3 separate regions of the Homo sapiens genome follow, and regions 2 and 3 are each linked to region 1. Evidence: read pairs that join two places in POLR2A ChIA-PET (ENCODE). Cell type or tissue: GM12878. All regions are shown on one strand. Links, peaks and the distances in the headings refer to the core of each region. The heading gives the core; the rest is flanking DNA.

Region 1 (5,000 bases), core at 1-5,000:
TTATAAGAATATGATTATTAAACTACAGAATTCTTAAAGTGCAACCTTATATTTAAGCTTAGTGCAATCAAAAGATAAAATCGACTCCTCTTTAAGTCTTCTGATTAAAACTTTTACTTAATTTATTCAAATAGGTAAAAGAAAAAGGTTATTCCACTCCTATTAGTGTATATTCATTCCTTGTCCACGCTGCGCTTCCACAAACCAAGTCAACATCTGCACTGGGCAATGTGACAGCCTTTCCATGGCCTTTCCCTCATGAAGAATGGAAGCCGTATTTGGCCACAAGTCTTGACTGATACTGCTGGAGAATTTCTGGTAGTTACTACTTCTTTGGAATTTCTAACTTTATATAATTAACTGCTCAGTTCAACCTCTTTTCAATCATCGAGCAATGTCATCACTCTAGGAAACGAACATGAGTCGGCTGGAAGAAAGTTCATGCCATTTCTACATTGGATTTCCCCCTAGCTCATGATGCTACAATTTTTTTTAACCTATCTGTGCTTCCCCTGCCCTGTCCTGTAGAAATAACCACAATGAAAGCAAATAACTTATGTTGCTATTATGTTCTTCATTTTTCCATTAAGAGAACTTTAAGACGGAGTCTTGGCTCTGTCTTCCAGGCTGGAGCCCAATGGTGCAATCCTGGCTTACCACAACCTCTGCCTGCTGGGTTCGAACAATTCTCCTGCCTCAGCCTCCCAAGTAGCTGGGACTACACGTAAGCACCACCACATCCAGCTAATTTTTTTTTGTTGTTGTATTTTCAGTAGAGACAGGGTTTTGCCATGTTGGCCAGACTGGTCTCGAATTCCTGACCTCAGGAGATCCACCCCATCGGCCTCCCAAAGTGCTGGGGTTACAGGCGTGAGCCACCACGCCCAGCCAAGAGAACTTTTTACTTACTTTTTGAGGAGAGTAGGGTAAACTTTAGTGTTACTTCCTGAAATCTATAAACCAAAACTTAAAAGCACAATCAACAAATCTAGAAACGCTAGGAATTTCCTCACGTTAAAAAAATAAAAGATCCAAGAAGCTCAAAAAATAACAACTTTCTGCACTGCCTTCTTTTAAAGACACGTTGATCTCAGGACAGAAAAGCCAAACTCTTCCAATGACAATTACAATTGCAAACCAAAATACAGAGCATATATTGCTGTCTAAAAGTGAGTAGATCTTGGCCAGGCGCAGTGGCTCTTCCCTGTAATCCCAGCAAGAGGCCAAGGCGGGTGGATCACTTCAGGCCAGGAGTTCGAGACCAGACTGACCAACACAGCGAAACTGCATCTCTATTAAAAATACAAAAAATTAGCTGAGTGTGGTGGCAGGCGCCTGTAATCCCAGCTACTCAGGAGGCTGAGGCAGAAGTATCGCTTGAGGCCACGGGGTAGAGGTTGCAGTGAGCTGAGATCGCATCACTGCACTCCAGCCTGAGCAACAGAGCGAGACTCTCTGACTCAAAAAACAAAAAAAAGTATGTAGATCTTAAGGACAAGGCAGTAGAATTTAGTAACTGTCAAATATATATTCCTACTTATTGAATAAATTAAAGACCTCGCATGAAGGTCCTCGATTTACACTGACAAACAAGGTATGGGGATTCTGTAACGGTAGGCCTTATATATAACTGCGTTAACTATGCAGATAAAATCTGTCCAGAAAAATACACCACTAGAGTAGTGCAGTGCTAAATAAACACAAAACCCAATCTAAAATTATGATGTTCTACTACCAATATCTGACTTCACAATCAATGTAAAGAAAGCTAGCCATAAGCCAGGCACGGTGGCTCATGCCTGTAATCCTAGCACTTTAGGAGGGCAAGGTGGGCGGACTGTCTGACCTTAGGAGTTCAAGACCAGCCTGGGCAGCACAGTGAAACCCCGTCTCTACTAAAATACAAAAGAAATTAGCTGGGTGTGGTGGCACACGCCTGTAATCTCAGCTACTCAGGAGGCTGAGGCAGGAGAATTGCTTGAACCTGGGAGGCAGAGGTTGCAGTGAGCTGATTTCGTGCCACTGCACTCCAGCCTGGCGACAGAGCAAGACTCTGTTTCTACCAAAAAAAAAAAAAAAAAGCCAGCAATTATTACCACTAGAAGCTTCAAAAAATTAAGATAGTGCATAAAGTTTCTCACTTAGGCTGAAGACACTATGTACAACTGAGCTGAAGTCTGAATCCACCCTTCCAGAATCAAGGCTAACCCTGGTGTAGTTGATACAAGCCAGCTGAACACACAAGAGTTCAAAAATAAGAATTTATATGTAACTGCACACAGTCCCTATTCTTTTTCAAAATCAGGCCGGGCATGGTGGCTGACGCCTGTAATCCCATCACTTTGGGAGGCCGAGGCAGGTGGATCACCTGAGGTCAGGAGTTCCAGACCAGCCTGGCCAAGATGGTGAAACCTGTCTCAACTAAGAATACAAAAATTAGCCAGGCATGGTGGTGGGTGCCTGTAAGCCCAGCTACTCAGGAGGCTGAGGCAGGAGAATCGCCTGAACCTGGGATGCGGAGATTGCAGTGAGCAGAGATCATGCCATTGCACTCCAGCCTGGGCAACAGAGCAAGACTCCACCTCAAAAAGAGCAAAACAAAACAAAACAAAAAACAAAATCAACTCCTCTATAAATCCTCTTAAAAGGTTCCCTCTGATAACAGGAAGACATGATAAAGCAAATACAGCAAAATGAACAAGTAGAGCAAAATACTGTCATAGAATCCAGGCCATGGGTATGTGCATGTTGACTGTACAATGCTTTCCACTAGTCTGTTTGAAATTTTTCATATTAAGACATTGCAGGAAAATATTCCTACTGATCACATGCAATCCTGCCTTGGTGGCAAAGACTCTTGACAAAAACATCTCCTTTCAAGGAAGACTACAATTTTAAGAGCTACGTAGTGATGGAGATGTGAAAAAGTAGGCAGTACTAAGGTATCAGATGACTAATGCAAAAAGACAGAAAGTTATAAAGGGTGAATTTAAGGTTTCTAAAAATGGCTTCCTGATGCTCCTCCCACTTAGCCCAACTCCAAACTTTTACTGTAACTATCATTTGAAATTAAAACACACACACACACACACATTATGTATAATTTTTTTGGCTTATCAAGAAAAAAAACCACATTATGTATAAAATCATCAACAAAGATCAGAGCCATATACTACACCTACATTTGGAGGCCAGTGCAGAATTCAAATACCTTTACCACAGGTCAAAAATATGAAACCCCATGCCTTGAGAGGAAAACACACAAAACAGCTGAAAAGCTTAAACAAATTCATGGTTCACGCCACCACCGTTCAACAGAAGTAAAGAATAAATGTAAAGAATGTTCCTGTAAGGATGATGTCACGGAAGGCATTTTTCACATTCAGCTAAGAAACTCCTGGACAGTAATGTATGTCCAAGTCAGACATTGGGCTAGACAGGCCACTAGCCCAATCTGGACTCCACTTTGTATAAAGAGTGAAACAGAGAGGGCTTCAAGTCATTCGTTCCCATTCCTTTAATCAACCAACACCAAAACAACACTATTAAAATAGTTGTGGCCGGGCGCAGTGGCTCGGGCCTGTAATTCCATCACTTTGGGAGGCCAAAGCAGGAGAACTGCTTGAACCCAGGAGGCAGAGGTTGCCATGAGCCCATATCATGCCACTGCACCCCGGCCTGGGTGACAGAGCGAGACTCCATCTCAAAAAATAGTAATAAGCAATAAAAAAATAAAAAATAAAATAATAAAACTGTTGTTTAGGCCAGGGACGATGGCTCACGCCCATAATCCCAGCACTTTGGGAGGCCAAGGCGGGCAGATCGCCTAAGGTCAGGAGTTCGAAACCAACCTGGTCAACATGGTGAAACCCTGTCTCTATTAAAAATACAAAAAATTGCCAGGCGTAGTGGCTCATGCCTGTAATCCCAGTACTTTTTGAGAGGCTAAGGCAGGTGGATAACCTGAGGTCAGGCGTTTGAGACCAACCTGGCTAACAAGGAGAAACCTCGTCTCTATTAAAAATACGAAATTAGTCAGTGTGGTGGAGCGTGACTGTAATCCCACCTACTCGACAAGCTGAGGCAGGAGAATCGCTTGAACCCAGGAGGAGGAGGTTGCAGTGAGCCGAGATCGCACCACTGCACTCCAACCTTTGCAAAAAGGGCGAAAACTCCTTCTCAAAAAAAAAAAAAAAAAAAAAATTACCTCGGCATGGTAGCAGGCACGTGTAGTTCCAGCTACTTGGGAGGCTGACGCAGGAGAATCACTTGAACCCAGGAGGTGGAGGCTGCAGTGAGCCAATATAAAATAAAAACAAATAAATAATAAAAGTTGTTTATAAATACCTGAATGTAAGATGCTGTCTTTTTTTTCCTTTTTGAGACGGAGTCTCACTCTGTTACCCAGGCTGGAGTGCAGTGGCACGATATTGGCTCACTGCAACTTCCACCTCCCTTGATTCAAACAATTCCCCTGCCTCAGCCTCCCGAGTAGCTAGGATTACAGGCGCCCCCCACCATCCTTGGCTAATTTTTTTGTATTTTTAGTAGAGACAGGGTTTCACCATATTGGCCAGACTGGTCTCGAACTCCTGACTTCAGGCAATCCGCCTGCCTTGGCCTCCCAAAGTTCTGGGATTACAGGCATGAGCCATCGCGCCCGGGTGATGCTGTCTTACCTAGGAAAAGCTGAGAGAAAATCTTGGGGCAAAGGTCCACTAAGTGAAAGTTAAAAGGTGGGGCAGCAGTAAGGTGGAGGAAAAAAAAATTATAGACCCCATGCTCAGAAAGGACTATCTTAGAATAAAAGAGTATCAACCCTATGTAATATTTCTTGGCCAATCTCAATTAAATTGCTATTCAGGAAATCTAGAATTTTCTAACATGCTTTGCAAATTATTTCTGACTTTTTTTCTTTTTTTTTCAAGACAGAGCCTTGCTCTTGTCGCCCAGGCTGGAGTGCAGTGACACAATCTCAGCTCACTGCAACTTCCGCCTTC
Region 2 (6,108 bases), core at 54-5,053, 350 kb after region 1:
GCTCTACGTGGACAGTTAATGCTTAAGAAGCCAGTATTTATTTAAAGTAAGACCCTTCAATTACCTTAAGGACGTGTTTCAAAATCTGTATCGCTGGGTAGTTTCTCAGGCTATCCCAGGGTTTTTCGTGGGATGTGGTGGGATGCATCACTACGTGATGGGGCCTAGCTTCATTTTATGTATATATAATTTTTTTTTTTGAAAAATTATTTTCACTTTTATACAATGTTGTGAAGAAGGCCCAGCTTCTTGGAGCAGCCTGTTTTACCTGTGCCGTCCCCGCTAGGGCTGTGTCCCTTCAAGGCTGTATCTTAGTGATTTCTGCAGTCTGGCACCTCACACAGTGCTGGGCTGGGTTACTGGCTTTCTGTGAAATTGTGTGGACTTGAGTGTGATCTGTTATTGCCACAGAAGTGAGCCGTGAAGGCCCGAACTCCCGTTGACTCCTTTCTTAGAGGCTCTGTCTCTGCTCTCCTACCCGACATTTTTCTGCGTGAGTGTGTAGGGAGCAGAAGTGACAGGGGTTGAATCTGAAGACCTGTGGTCATTCCGAAGTTCATTCCCTGCTCCAGGCCAGGTGGAATGGGCATTTTACAACTTGGCCCTCATCTCAGAAGCGCTTTCAAAAATTCCTTTGTTTTGGCAGAGCAAAAGGAAGGTTTATTATGTAAATCTAACTGCTCTGCTGAAATTAGAAAATGATTTTAGTTCACATAGATTTGTTTAGCGTGAGGCCCTAGGCTATGGATATGGTGAAACAGCAGGTGGCCCCTACCTTTGTAGGGCTTATAGTCTAGCAGGGAAGATAGACGTGAAACAGTGAAACAGCTCAGTAAATAGTGGAAGCCGGCAGAGTTCTAGAGAGGTGCAGAAGCCTCACATAGTGCATGCAGTATGCAGGGTAGGAAAGGGTCCCCTAAGGAGAATGGGGCGAGTCTGTGATGGTTGAGATGTGGAAGGGACTTCCAGAGGACTTGCAGAGCTGGGGTGGGGTGCTCAGGGAGAGGCTGGGAGCAAGACAGGTCAGGTGGGTTCTTCTGGAGCATGGTAAGGATTTGGGGCAAGAAGTTCTATTATTATTATTATTTTGAGATGGAGTCTTGCTCTGTCGCCCAGGCTGGAGTGTGGTGGCGTGATTTTGGCTCACTGCAACTGCTGCCTCACGGGTTCAAGCGATTCTCCTGCCTCAGCCTCCCGAGTAGCTGGGACTACAGGCGCCCGCCACCACGCCTGGCTAGTTTTTGTATTTTTAGTAGAGATGAGGTTTCACCAGGCTGGTCTCGAACTCCTGACCTCATGATCCACCCACCTCAGCCTCCCATGGTGCTGGGATTACAGGCGTGAGCCACCGCGCCCGGCCTATACTACTTAATTCTTTCATTCACTCGGATAGTATTACTGAGCACGTGCTAAGTGTCAGGCATTGATTTGGTTGAGGTGCTGGAGATACAGTGGTGCACAAGGTCAACTTCTCTTTCATGCGGCTTACCTTCTAGTGGAGAGTAATAAACAAGAAAATCCATTGTCGGCCAGGCACGGCGGCTCACGCCTGTAATCCCAGCACTTTGGGAGGCTGAGGTGGACGGATCACGAGGTCAGGAGATTGAGACTATCCTGGCTAACATGGTGAAACCCCATCTCTACTAAAAATACAAAAAATTAGCCAGGCGTGGTGGCAGGCGCCTGTAGTCCCAGCTACTTGGGAGGCTGAGGCAGGAGAATGGCGTGAACCCAGGAGAATGGTGCCACTGCACTCCAGCCTGGGCGACAGAGCGAGACTCTGTCTCAAAAAACAAAAACCAAAAATAAAGAAAATCCATTGTCTACCTATATTTTATTTTTCACACCTAACTTTGGTGGTTAAACTTATTGAAGGCCATGGCAAGGACTTTACTGCATTCCTCACAACACCACCATTGAGCTCTTAATCCTCAGAATGTGCATTAATTTGGCAAAATATTTATGATGTTGCATTTTTCTCAGTTTTTCAGAGTATCTCATCTACTCAGTAAAGACATTGGTTCATTCATAAGAACGAACAAGTCCAAACATAAGTGGAAAAAATGTATGAACTGAAAAAAAAATCTATATCAGGTATATCCTCACTTAGAAATGATTGTCAGTGAAGCTGGGTGCTGTGGCTGAGGGCTGTTAATCCCAGCACTTTGGGAGGCCGAGGCAGGTGGATCACTTGAGGCCAGGAGTTCAAGACCAGCCTGGCCAACATGGTGAAACCCTGTCTCTACTAAAAATACAAATGTTAGCTGGGCATGGTGACGCACACCTGTAATCCCAGCTACTCGGGAGGCTGAGGTGGGAGAAGCTCTTGAACCCAGGAAGTAGAGGTTGCAGTGAGGCGAGATTGTGCCATTGCACTCCAGCCTGGGCAACAGAGCGAGACCCCTGCCTCAAAACAAAAAAGAAAAAAAAAGAAATGATTTTCGGTGGAGTTAACTTACCTGACTTCTGGGTCAGCACCGTGCCGTAACAGGCAGAGCAGACTCTGGGCCTTGTGGTACTTGGCAGCCAGATGGATGGGGATGATAGACTCTGTCGGCTTTGGAGGGAAAACAAAACACATTACAAGTGGCCCTGTGTAGTTAAAAATACTGTTTGTGTTAGCTTGCCGTTTCAAAGGCAATACATTTATTTAGTGTCTCATTGGCTCACTCTTTTTCTGGTATGTGCATTGAAAGTTTCCTTTCTACTACCTGTTTTAAATGATCAAAATTCAGTGAATTCCATCCTATAAAATCTGTGTTTCACAGAAATGCACATTTACTGAGGCAACAGAAATAACACTCAAAAGCTTTGGAAATTTTTGAAAGTTGATTCTTCAGAAGAGCCTGTGGTGTGATATTAAGGGTACTTGCTATGAAGTCACTTATTCCTTAAATTAACCCACAGGGTGATGGACAAGTAGGTGCTGTGTCGTTGCCAAAGTCGTATTATCAGCAGTAAAACCTGAATCTTCAGGGTTTTCAAATATAACGCAGCATATGTTCTGTCTATGATTAGCAGAGCTGTTTGTGCCAGCTCTTAAAATACACACGTGTAAGTAGTGGTTTCACACCGTGGCTGCAAGATAAGACAGTAGGGTACAAGGGAGGGTGACTTCCTTTTTGAATTTAATTGTAAAAGTAATAATCATTGTATAAAAATTTAGAAAATGAAAATGTATATATTAAAAAGGGAAAAACTATTTTTTGTTTGTTTGTTTGAGATGGAGTCTTGCTCTGTCATCCAGGCTAGAGAGTGCAGTGGTACGATCTTGGCTCACTGCAACCTCTGCCTCCTGGGTTCAAGCAATTCTCCTGCCTCAGCCGTCCGAGTAGCTGAGATTACAGGCTCCTGCCACCAAGCCCGGCTAATTTTTGTATTTTTAGTAGAGACGGGGTTTTGCCCTGCTGGCCAGGCTGGTCTCGAACTCCTGACCTCAGGTGATCCACCCACCTCAGCCTTCCAAAGTGCTGGGATTACAGGCATGAGCTACTGCGTCTGGCCAAAAAAGGGAAAAACTAATTTGACCACATGGAGATCATCACTGTGGGTATGTTTGAGAGATGACATGAATGGTCTTCCAGTCACACAGGGTCTGGTGTTTTCTCATGTTGGTTTGTGTGTGACATGTGTAGGGGAGGCTTTGCAGGCTTTGGGGAGCACTGCAGTGTGTGTGGAGTGAGCTGGAGTCGTGTCTCATTCTCATAAGGGCCGTGAGCTTAGTGGGTTCACCAGCTTTAGATCATGCTTCTTTCTAAGCAGCCTGACTTTTTTCCAGAAGTGACTGAGCAGAAAAGAGGGTACCTGGGTCAGAAGTAATCTGTTGCTGGCGGAGTTGGGCAGAATGGTGATGGGCTGGTTGACAGGGTGATTTCTCAGGAGTACCTCGATCGTAGTGCAGTCTTCTCTCATGATGGCTTCATAGAGTTTCGAGTGAAGTGCTGCAGATGGGCCATCTTCCAGGGACTTGGCACTGTCAACCACCAGGTCTCTGCTTCCTTTCCTGGTTATATTCCCCATGAGAAAAACTTAAGACTTCAGGGGAAAATGTTGTTATGGAATTGGTCAGTTTCAGTCTCTTTGTGATGATTCTTTCAGTTCAGTTCTAGAACTGTTCTAGAATTTGTCGAGAATTGGATCTGTGAAGGCAATCCATCAGTTTGGAACCAAGCGTCCAGACTTTGTTCCTTGATCATAGAATGTCAAATGTCAGCAGTTTTTAGGGTTTTCTACTCTATCATAAAAACATATTCAAGCTATCATCTTACACCTTTATTTCTGATTTCTCTCCAGTTCAAGTGTAGCTGAAACAATGATCAAAGCTAAAACAGAGGAATTTATACATTAAAATACAAAGTTAAAATTATTACTTTTAAAGTAAGAAAACTTTTAACCTTAAGTTATTTTTTAGTTTTTATTATAATAGAATCTTCCCTCTCCCCATTATGGGTTCAGTTTTTCTCCGGCATAGGAATAGTTTGGGAGATGTTTTGGGTCTGTACTCTTTGCTTAAATAAAGCCATTTAGTGTGATCTATTAGTTCCCAACCCTGGCTAATACATATGAGTTATCTGGGAGCTTTTAAAAAATATCAAAGTTGGCTGGGTGCGGTCGCTCATGCCTGTAATCCCAGCACTTTGAGAGGCCAGGGCGGGCAGAACATGAGGTCAAGAGATCAAGACCATACTGGCCAACATGGTGAAACCCTGTCGCTACTAAAAATACAAAAAGTAGCTGGCTGTGGTGGCGTGCGCCTGTAGTCCCAGCTACTCAGGAGGTTGAGGCAGGAGAATTGTTTGAACCTGAGAGGTGGAGGTTACAGTGAGCCGAGATGGCACCACTGCACTCCAGCCTGGCGACACAGCAAGACTCTGTCTTAAAGAAAAAAATCAGTTTTTTCGTAGTGCGAGAAACATGCTCACCCGTCCAAACCCAAAGAGTGAACTTAGAGGCACAAAGAACAGTGAAAGTGAGACTTTTAATAGCCCTCTTGCAAGGTCACGTGTCTGGTAGGCAGGTACACCCAGGGCAGTTACAACAGGTGATTTATCTCCTAGCATGCAAGACCCTACCTCAGTTCCTCACTGGTCAAGGACTACAGGGTTACGATCTTCCCGGACGTCGCCTAAGTTGCATTATCCCCTTAGAAGGTTATACCCTGGTCCCTTTCCCGCTTAAGTTTGGATTTCCCAGTAATGAAACTTTCTTCCCTTTTATGGGCTGACTCCTCTACATCCTGTTCACTTATTGTGATCTTCCAGGTGGATGAGCCATGTGGTTTGTTACATTTGCAGGCTGGCTGCCGGTGCTTAGATTTATCATGCCTTGAAAAAGCCATTTAAAATGTTTTCTCACACATAGAAAATCACGTCTCTGGACTCGACAGGACAGTCGTTTCTTTTCTTTTCTTTTTTTTGAGACAGAGTCTCACTCTGTTTCCCAGGCTGGAGTGCAGTGATGCGATCTCGTCTCACTGCAACCTCTGCCTCCCAGGTTCAAGCAATTCTGCCTCAGCCTCCCGAGTAGCTGGGATTACAGGCATGCACCACCACACCTGGCTAATTTTTGTATTTTTAGTAGAGATGGGGTTTCACCATGTTGGCCAGCCTGGTCTTGAACTCCTGACCTCAGGCGATTTGCCCGCCTCAGCCTCCTAAAGTGCTGAGATTACAGGTGTGAGCCACCGTGCCCGGCCGAGGACAGTCATTTCTAAGAGCTTCTTGGGTAATGATGTGCAGTAAGGGTTGGGAAGCACTTGTGTACAAAGCATGCTCTACATTAATATTCTCCAAATTTAGAATAGCCTTGGGACTTTTAATAATACTGATGCTTGCGTTCACCCGCAGGAGTTCTGATGCAGCTGGCCTGGGGAATGGTTGAATGTTGAGGTTTTTTTTTTTTTGAGACAGGGTTTTGCTCTTGTTGCCCAGGCTGGAGTGCAATGCCACAATCTTGGTTCACTGCAGCCTCTGACTCCTGGGTTCAAGCCATTCTTCTGCCTCAGTCTCCCTAGTAGCAGGGATTACAGGCACGTGCCACCACACCTAATTTTGTATTTTTTAGAGACGGTTTTTCACCATGTTGGCCATGCTTGTCTTGAACTCCTGA
Region 3 (6,108 bases), core at 54-5,053, 330 kb after region 1:
TAGTGGAGGATGGTTAATGGGTACAAAAATATAGTTAGAATAAATTGGATCTAGTATTTGATAGCACAGCAGAGTGACTACAGTCAACAATAATTTATTGTACATTTAAAAAATAATAAAAAAGATGGCCAGGTGCAGTGGCTCATGCCTGTAATCCCAGCACTTTGGGAGGCCAAGGTGGGTGAATCACTTGAGGTCAGGAGTTTGAGACCAGCCTGACCAACATGGTGAAATCCCATCTCTATTAAAAAAAAAATGCAAAACTACCCAGGCGTAATGGCACATGGCTGTAATCTCAGCTACTTGGGAGGCTGAGGTAGGAGAATTGCTTGAACCCGGGTGGCGGAGGTTGCAGTGAGCCGAGATCACGCCACTGCACTCCAGCCTGGGCAACAAGAGCTAAAGTCCATCTCAAAAAAAAAAAAAAAAAGAATGGGCTGGGCGCGGTGGCTCACGCCTGTAATCCCAGCACTTTGGGAGACTGAGGCAGGTGGATCATGAGGTCAAGAGATCGAGACCATCCTGGCTAACATGGTGAAACCCTGTCTCTACTAAAAATACAAAAATTAGCTGGGCATGGTGGCGGGCACCTGTAATCCCAGCTGTAATTTGGGAGGCTGAGGCTGGAAAATCATTTGAACCTGGGAGGCGGAGGTTGCAGTGAGCTGAGATCGCGCCATTGCACACCAGCCTGGCGACAGAGCAAGACTCAGTCTCAACAAAATAAAAATAACGAAAAGAATATAATTGGATTGTTTGTAACACAAAGAAGGGATAAATGCTTTAGATGATGGATACCCCATTTATCCTGATGTGATTATTACACATCACATGTCTGTATCAAAATATCTCATGTACCCCCATAAATATATACATCTACCATATACTCACAAAAATTAAAAATACAAAATAAAAATATGTTGTTTAATGCTGTGAGTCTGGAAAGCGTCTGGTATACAAAAATTGGAGTGAAATAAATATTAATGATTTCCCTACTTCAATTCAGCTTACATTTTTCTTTGAGTAATTCCTTACAAATATAACTGTGGATCCCATAATTGCATAAAATTGAATAAATGAAATATAGTTCTTTTGCATCTATACTATGATAATGCTCACAATTTTTTTTTTTCTCGAGATGGAGTCTCACTCTGTTGCCCAGGCTGGAGTGCATTGGCGCGATTTCCGCTCACTGCAATCTCCGCCCCCCGGGTTCAAGTGATTCTCCTGCCTCACCCTCCCGAGTAGCTGGGGTAGGCACGTGCCACCATGCCCGGGTAATTTTTGTATTTTTAATAGAGACGGGGTTTCACCATGTTGTTCAGGCTGGTCTCGAACTCCTGACCTGGTGATCCACCCGCCTCGGCCTTCAGTGTGCTTTGATCACTCCTGTGAGTAACCAGTGTGCTCCAGTCTGGGTGACATAGTAAGACTCTGCCTCTAGAGAAAAAAAAAAAAAAGAATAGTTCCAGCCAGAGATTCTGAGGTTCTTTTTTTTTTTTTTTTTTTTTTTACCAAAACAGTCTCAAACTTATAGATACTTTTATGTGGTCTTAAAACTGAATGCGTTTTTAGTTAAAGATACATTATCATTTTGATAAACTTGATGGGACATGAAAAATGGTACAAATATCTGTACATTGTACACCTACTGCTTCTTGAATAAAGCAAATAATACACTCTGCATTCCAAGCAGTGGCATATGTGGTGGGAGGTGGGGTGAACAGAAGGAAGTGTATTCCTTAGGTTCTGAAGCATTGGTGACTGGGAATTATTGTATTAGTCTCATCAAATAGAGAAGCAGATTAGAAAAATACAGTAATCTTGTACATGATTAAAGCAATCCTGTGAATTTTACTGATTTTAAGATAATTTTGAATTCCTTATATACAGCCTCTTTAGATGACTTTTTTTTTTTTTTTTTTTGATAAGGAGTCTTGCTCTGTCGCCCAGGCTGGAGTGCGGTAGTGCGATCTCGGCTCACTGCAACCTCCACCTTCTGGGTTCAAGCGATTCTCTTGCCTCAGCCTCCCAAGTAGCTGGGACTACAGGCACCCACCACCACGCCCGGCTGATTTTTTGTATTTTTAGTAGAGACGGAGTTTCACTGTGTTAGCCAGGATGATCTCGATCTCGTGACCTCATGATCCACTGGCCTTGGCCTCCCAAAGTGCTGGGATTACAGGTGTGAGCCACCATGCCCAGTCTAGATGACTGAAGTTTAAAACAAGGTTATTTAAATAAATGTTTTTGATGTAATCAGTGAGTTGATAATCTAAATGGAGAGTTTTCTATTTCTTTTTTCTTTTTTTTTAGCAACAAATGTGGCTTTCATAACTGTAGAGTTTTTGATGCAGAAAGAATATCCTTGGTGGGGCACGGTGGCTCACGCCTGTAATCCTAGCACTTTGGGAGGCTGAGGTGGGCGGGTCACGAGGTCAGGTGTTCGAGACCAGCCTGGCCAACATGGTGAAACCCCATCTCTACTAAAAATACAAAAATTAGCCAGGTATGTTGGCGGGTGCCTGTAATCCCAGCTACTTGGGAGGGTGAGGCATGAGAATCCCTAGAATCCAGGAGGCGGAGGTTGCAGTGATCTGAGATCGCTCCACTGCCCTCCAATTTGGGCAACAGGGTGAGACTCTGTCTCAAAAAAAAATTAGCCAGGCGTGGTGGTGTGCACCTGTAATCCCAGCTACTCAGGCGACTGAGGCAGGAAAATCGCATGAACCCTGGAGATGGAGGTTGCAGTGAGCCGAGATCGTGCCATTGCACTCCAGCCTGGGCGACAGAGTGAGAGTCTGTCTCAAAAAAAAAAAAAAAAGAAAGAAAAAAAAATGTCCTCATTGGTATCTGTATTTGTTGAATGAGTAGGAGCCAAGGCACCTTTGTGGAAACTTACTTTTTCTAAGGAGCTTGATATTTGGTTTACACACGTGTACCATGGGCTCTTTGTATGTTGGTTAAAGGTATTTCGTGACGATGAATGGTCACTTTTGTTGTAAGTTCTCATCATATGTTTGCCCTCCTGCTCTTATTCTTCTCTTACTGCCTAACAGCAAAGGGTAATGTGTGGAATGTCAGAAGAGTTTGTTTACTCTTTTTTTTGTTTGCCCTTTTTTTAGAAATGGCTTAGTACTTTACTGACTAGTCTTGGTAAACAAGTGACTGTACAGGGTAAGAGAAGTAATTATAGGCCGGGTGCAGTGGCTCATGCCTGTAATCCCAGCACTTAGGGAGGCCAAGGTGGGTGGATCACGAGGTCAGGAGATCGAGACCATCCTGGCTAACACAGTGAAACCCCTTCTCTACTAAATATACAAAAAAATTAGCTGGGCCTGGTGGCAGGCGCCTATAGTCGCAGCTACTCAGGAGGCTGAGGCAGGAGAATGGCATGAACCCGGGAGGCAGAGCTTGCAGTGAGCCGAGATCGCGCCAGTGCACTCTAGCCTGCGTGACAGAGTGAGACTCCATCTCAAAAAAAAAAAAAAAAAAGAGAAGTAATTATAGTTGTGCTTTTCATGAATGAGTGTACTAGTTGTTCCTTCTCTTTTAGAGAATCATTCCCCAAGTTTCTTCGCTTTTTAAAAAAATTTATCTAAGGGCTGGGCCTGGTGGCTCATGCCTGTAATCCTAGCACTTTGGGAGGTGGAGTTGGGCAGATCACTTGAGGCCAGGAGTTCGAGACCAGCCTGGCCAATGTGGCGAAACCCCGTCTTTACTAAAAATAGAAAAATTAGCTGGGCATGGTGGCACACGCCTGTAATCCCAGCTACTTGGGAGGTTGAGGCAGAAGAATCACTTGAACCCGGGAGGTGGAGGTTACAGTGAGCCAAGATAGTTGTCACTGCACTCTCTGTCTCAAAAAAAAATTTCTTTTACGTTATTCTAGAGAACATTCTCCAAGTTTAACGTGTTTATAAATATAGTATTTTTCCTATTGAGGTTTTTGTATATATTGCTATTATTACACGTTATTCTCTGTGTACACTTTAAAATTGCCATTTTATTAAAGATGTTTCTAATAATAGTTTTTCATATTCTTTTTATAGTACTTTGCCAGACGTTTATCAAAATGGGGCTGCTGTCTTCTTTCACTTGTAGTGACGAGTTTAGCTCATTGAGACTACATCACAACAGAGCTATTACTCACTTAATGAGGTCTGCTAAAGAGAGAGTTCGTCAGGTAAGCCCTAAAAAATATACTTTGGGTATGACAAAAATATACTTTAATTTTAAGATAATTATATTTTAAAGCACTGTGAAATTCTGATTATAAAACAAGTTTTTAAAAGTATAAACTCTAGGCCAGGCATGGTGGTGTGGCTCATGCCTTAATCCCAGCACTTTGGGAGGCTGAGATGGATCATTTGAGGCCAGGAGTTCAAGGCTGCAGTGAGCCATGGTTGTGCCACTGCACTCCAGCCTGAGCAGCAGAGTGAGAACCTGCCTGAAAAAAAAAAAAAAAAAGAGAGGAGAGGCAAAGGAGAGGCCACAGATGGACTGGGATCTTGAGACAATTTCAATTTATTTTTGTTTTGTTTTGTTTCGTTTTGAGACAGAGTCTCGCACTGTCATCTGGGCTGGAGTGCAGTGGCGCAATCTTGGCTCATTGCAACCTCTGCCTCCCAGATTCAAGGGATTCTCCTGCCTTAGCCTCCCAAGTAGCTGGGACCACAGGCACCTGCCACCACACCCAACTAATTTTTTGTATTTTCAGTAGAGACAGAGTTTCTTCATGTTGGCCAGGCTGGTCTCGAACTCCTGACCTCGTGATGTGCCTGCCTTGGCCTCCCAAGTGCTGGGATTACAGGCGTGAGCCACCGCGCCCTACCTAATTTATGGTTTTTAGTAAGATGGGAGGTGGTACAGGATTTTGATTAGAGGAGTGACACAATCTGACTTACATTTTAGTGGGGTCACACTGGCTGCTGTGTTGCGAATGGACTGAGGGGGCACGGGCAGAAGCAGGGTGCCAGGTGCCACCATACACGCGAGAGAGGTGGGCAGGCAGGAGGGGTGGGGAGCTCCTGCATGGATTTTGAAGGTGACGTCAGTCTTGTCTGCTTGCTGGTCTGTTCTCAGCTTTGAAGTATTTTCAGTTGTAAACTCTTAAGTAATACTGAAAAAGCCAGTGGTTTTTAAAATATTGTTTATGCATTTGGGGTTGTTAATGTGATATTGAATTTTGATAGGTTCTTTATTCCATGCAAGTTTTCAAAATGCTTTTTAAAAACAATTTTTTAATTGTAGGATCCTTGTGAGGATATTTCTCGTATCCAGAAAATCAGGTATGTGTGAAAAACTTTCTTGATTATGCAGACTATTGAAAAGAAATCAAAATTAAGAAAATACTGATTTGAGGTTAAAACATAATATTGTTAGTATTATTTATGAACATTAAAAACTTTGTTCTCAGCAATTAAGTACTGCTCTGAGACTTGCTTTGCTTCTTATTCCCTCCTCTTTGATCCCCTGCCTCTCGCCACTGAGTGTGGATTCCATGGTCACACTGTTAATTCAGATTCCTGATACCCAGGCTCTGTTAGGGGGACCATTGAATTCTCGCTAGTTTAAATACTAGTTTAAAATCTAACTGGTCTGACCTAAATATTCATCAGCCCATGAATAGATAAGCATGTGGTCTATCCCTGCAATAAAGTGTTATTCAGCTATTAAAAGGAATGAAGTACGGATTCATGCTACAATATGGATGAATCTTGAAAACATCCTAAGTAAAAACAGCCAGTCATAAAAGGCCACATATTGTGTGATTTCATTTCTATGAAATATCCAGAGTAGGTGAATCCATAGAGACGTAAATAGTGGTTTTCAGGGAGTGGGGTAAGGGAAGGATGGGGAGTGAAAGCTAATGGATATAGGGTTTATTTTGGGGGTGATGAAAATATTCTGAAATTAGGTAGCAGTGATGGTTGCACAACTTTATGTACTAAAAACCACTGAATTGTACATTTGAGAGAGGTGAATTTGACAGTATGTGAATTATATCTTGATAAAGCACTCTACATTAAAATAAAAATCTAATTGGTCTACATCATTAAGAAATTTAAGAAGCTGCTTATGGTGGTGCATACCCAGTCCCAGCTA

Evidence for each region. ChIA-PET counts read pairs that join two places held together with the same protein. Peaks named below come from ENCODE experiments on the same cell type or tissue, not always from the same donor. Only the 100,000 strongest peaks of a DNase experiment are listed, where the experiment ranks them.
Region 2: POLR2A ChIA-PET joins it to region 1 with 8 read pairs; 3 of 35 experiments call an interaction of 5 or more read pairs at or near these places.
Region 3: POLR2A ChIA-PET joins it to region 1 with 8 read pairs; 6 of 35 experiments call an interaction of 5 or more read pairs at or near these places.

What each region holds. Positions count from the first base shown.
Region 1 is chr7:6,378,472-6,383,471 of GRCh38, reverse strand. All of the region lies in intron 1 of RAC1 (Rac family small GTPase 1), which reads right to left. Among named protein-coding and RNA genes, the nearest start is that of RAC1, 6.4 kb to the right of the region's middle. In GM12878, for the core only: no CTCF peak of the experiment used is centred there; no DNase peak of the experiment used is centred there; H3K4me3 peaks cover 2,034 bases; H3K27ac peaks cover 312 bases.
Region 2 is chr7:6,029,288-6,035,395 of GRCh38, reverse strand. The region is part of intron 11 of EIF2AK1 (eukaryotic translation initiation factor 2 alpha kinase 1); the gene reads left to right. ANKRD61 (ankyrin repeat domain 61) reads right to left here and starts at 4,020. Exons shown (of 3, transcript NM_001271700.2): 1 at 3,805-4,020; 2 at 2,460-2,557. The coding sequence starts at 4,020. In GM12878, for the core only: no CTCF peak of the experiment used is centred there; no DNase peak of the experiment used is centred there.
Region 3 is chr7:6,047,990-6,054,097 of GRCh38, reverse strand. It overlaps EIF2AK1 (eukaryotic translation initiation factor 2 alpha kinase 1), which reads left to right. Exons shown (of 15, transcript NM_014413.4): 3 at 4,053-4,186; 4 at 5,254-5,291. It also overlaps the pseudogene RN7SL851P. Among named protein-coding and RNA genes, the nearest start is that of EIF2AK1, 8.1 kb to the left of the region's middle. In GM12878, for the core only: no CTCF peak of the experiment used is centred there; no DNase peak of the experiment used is centred there.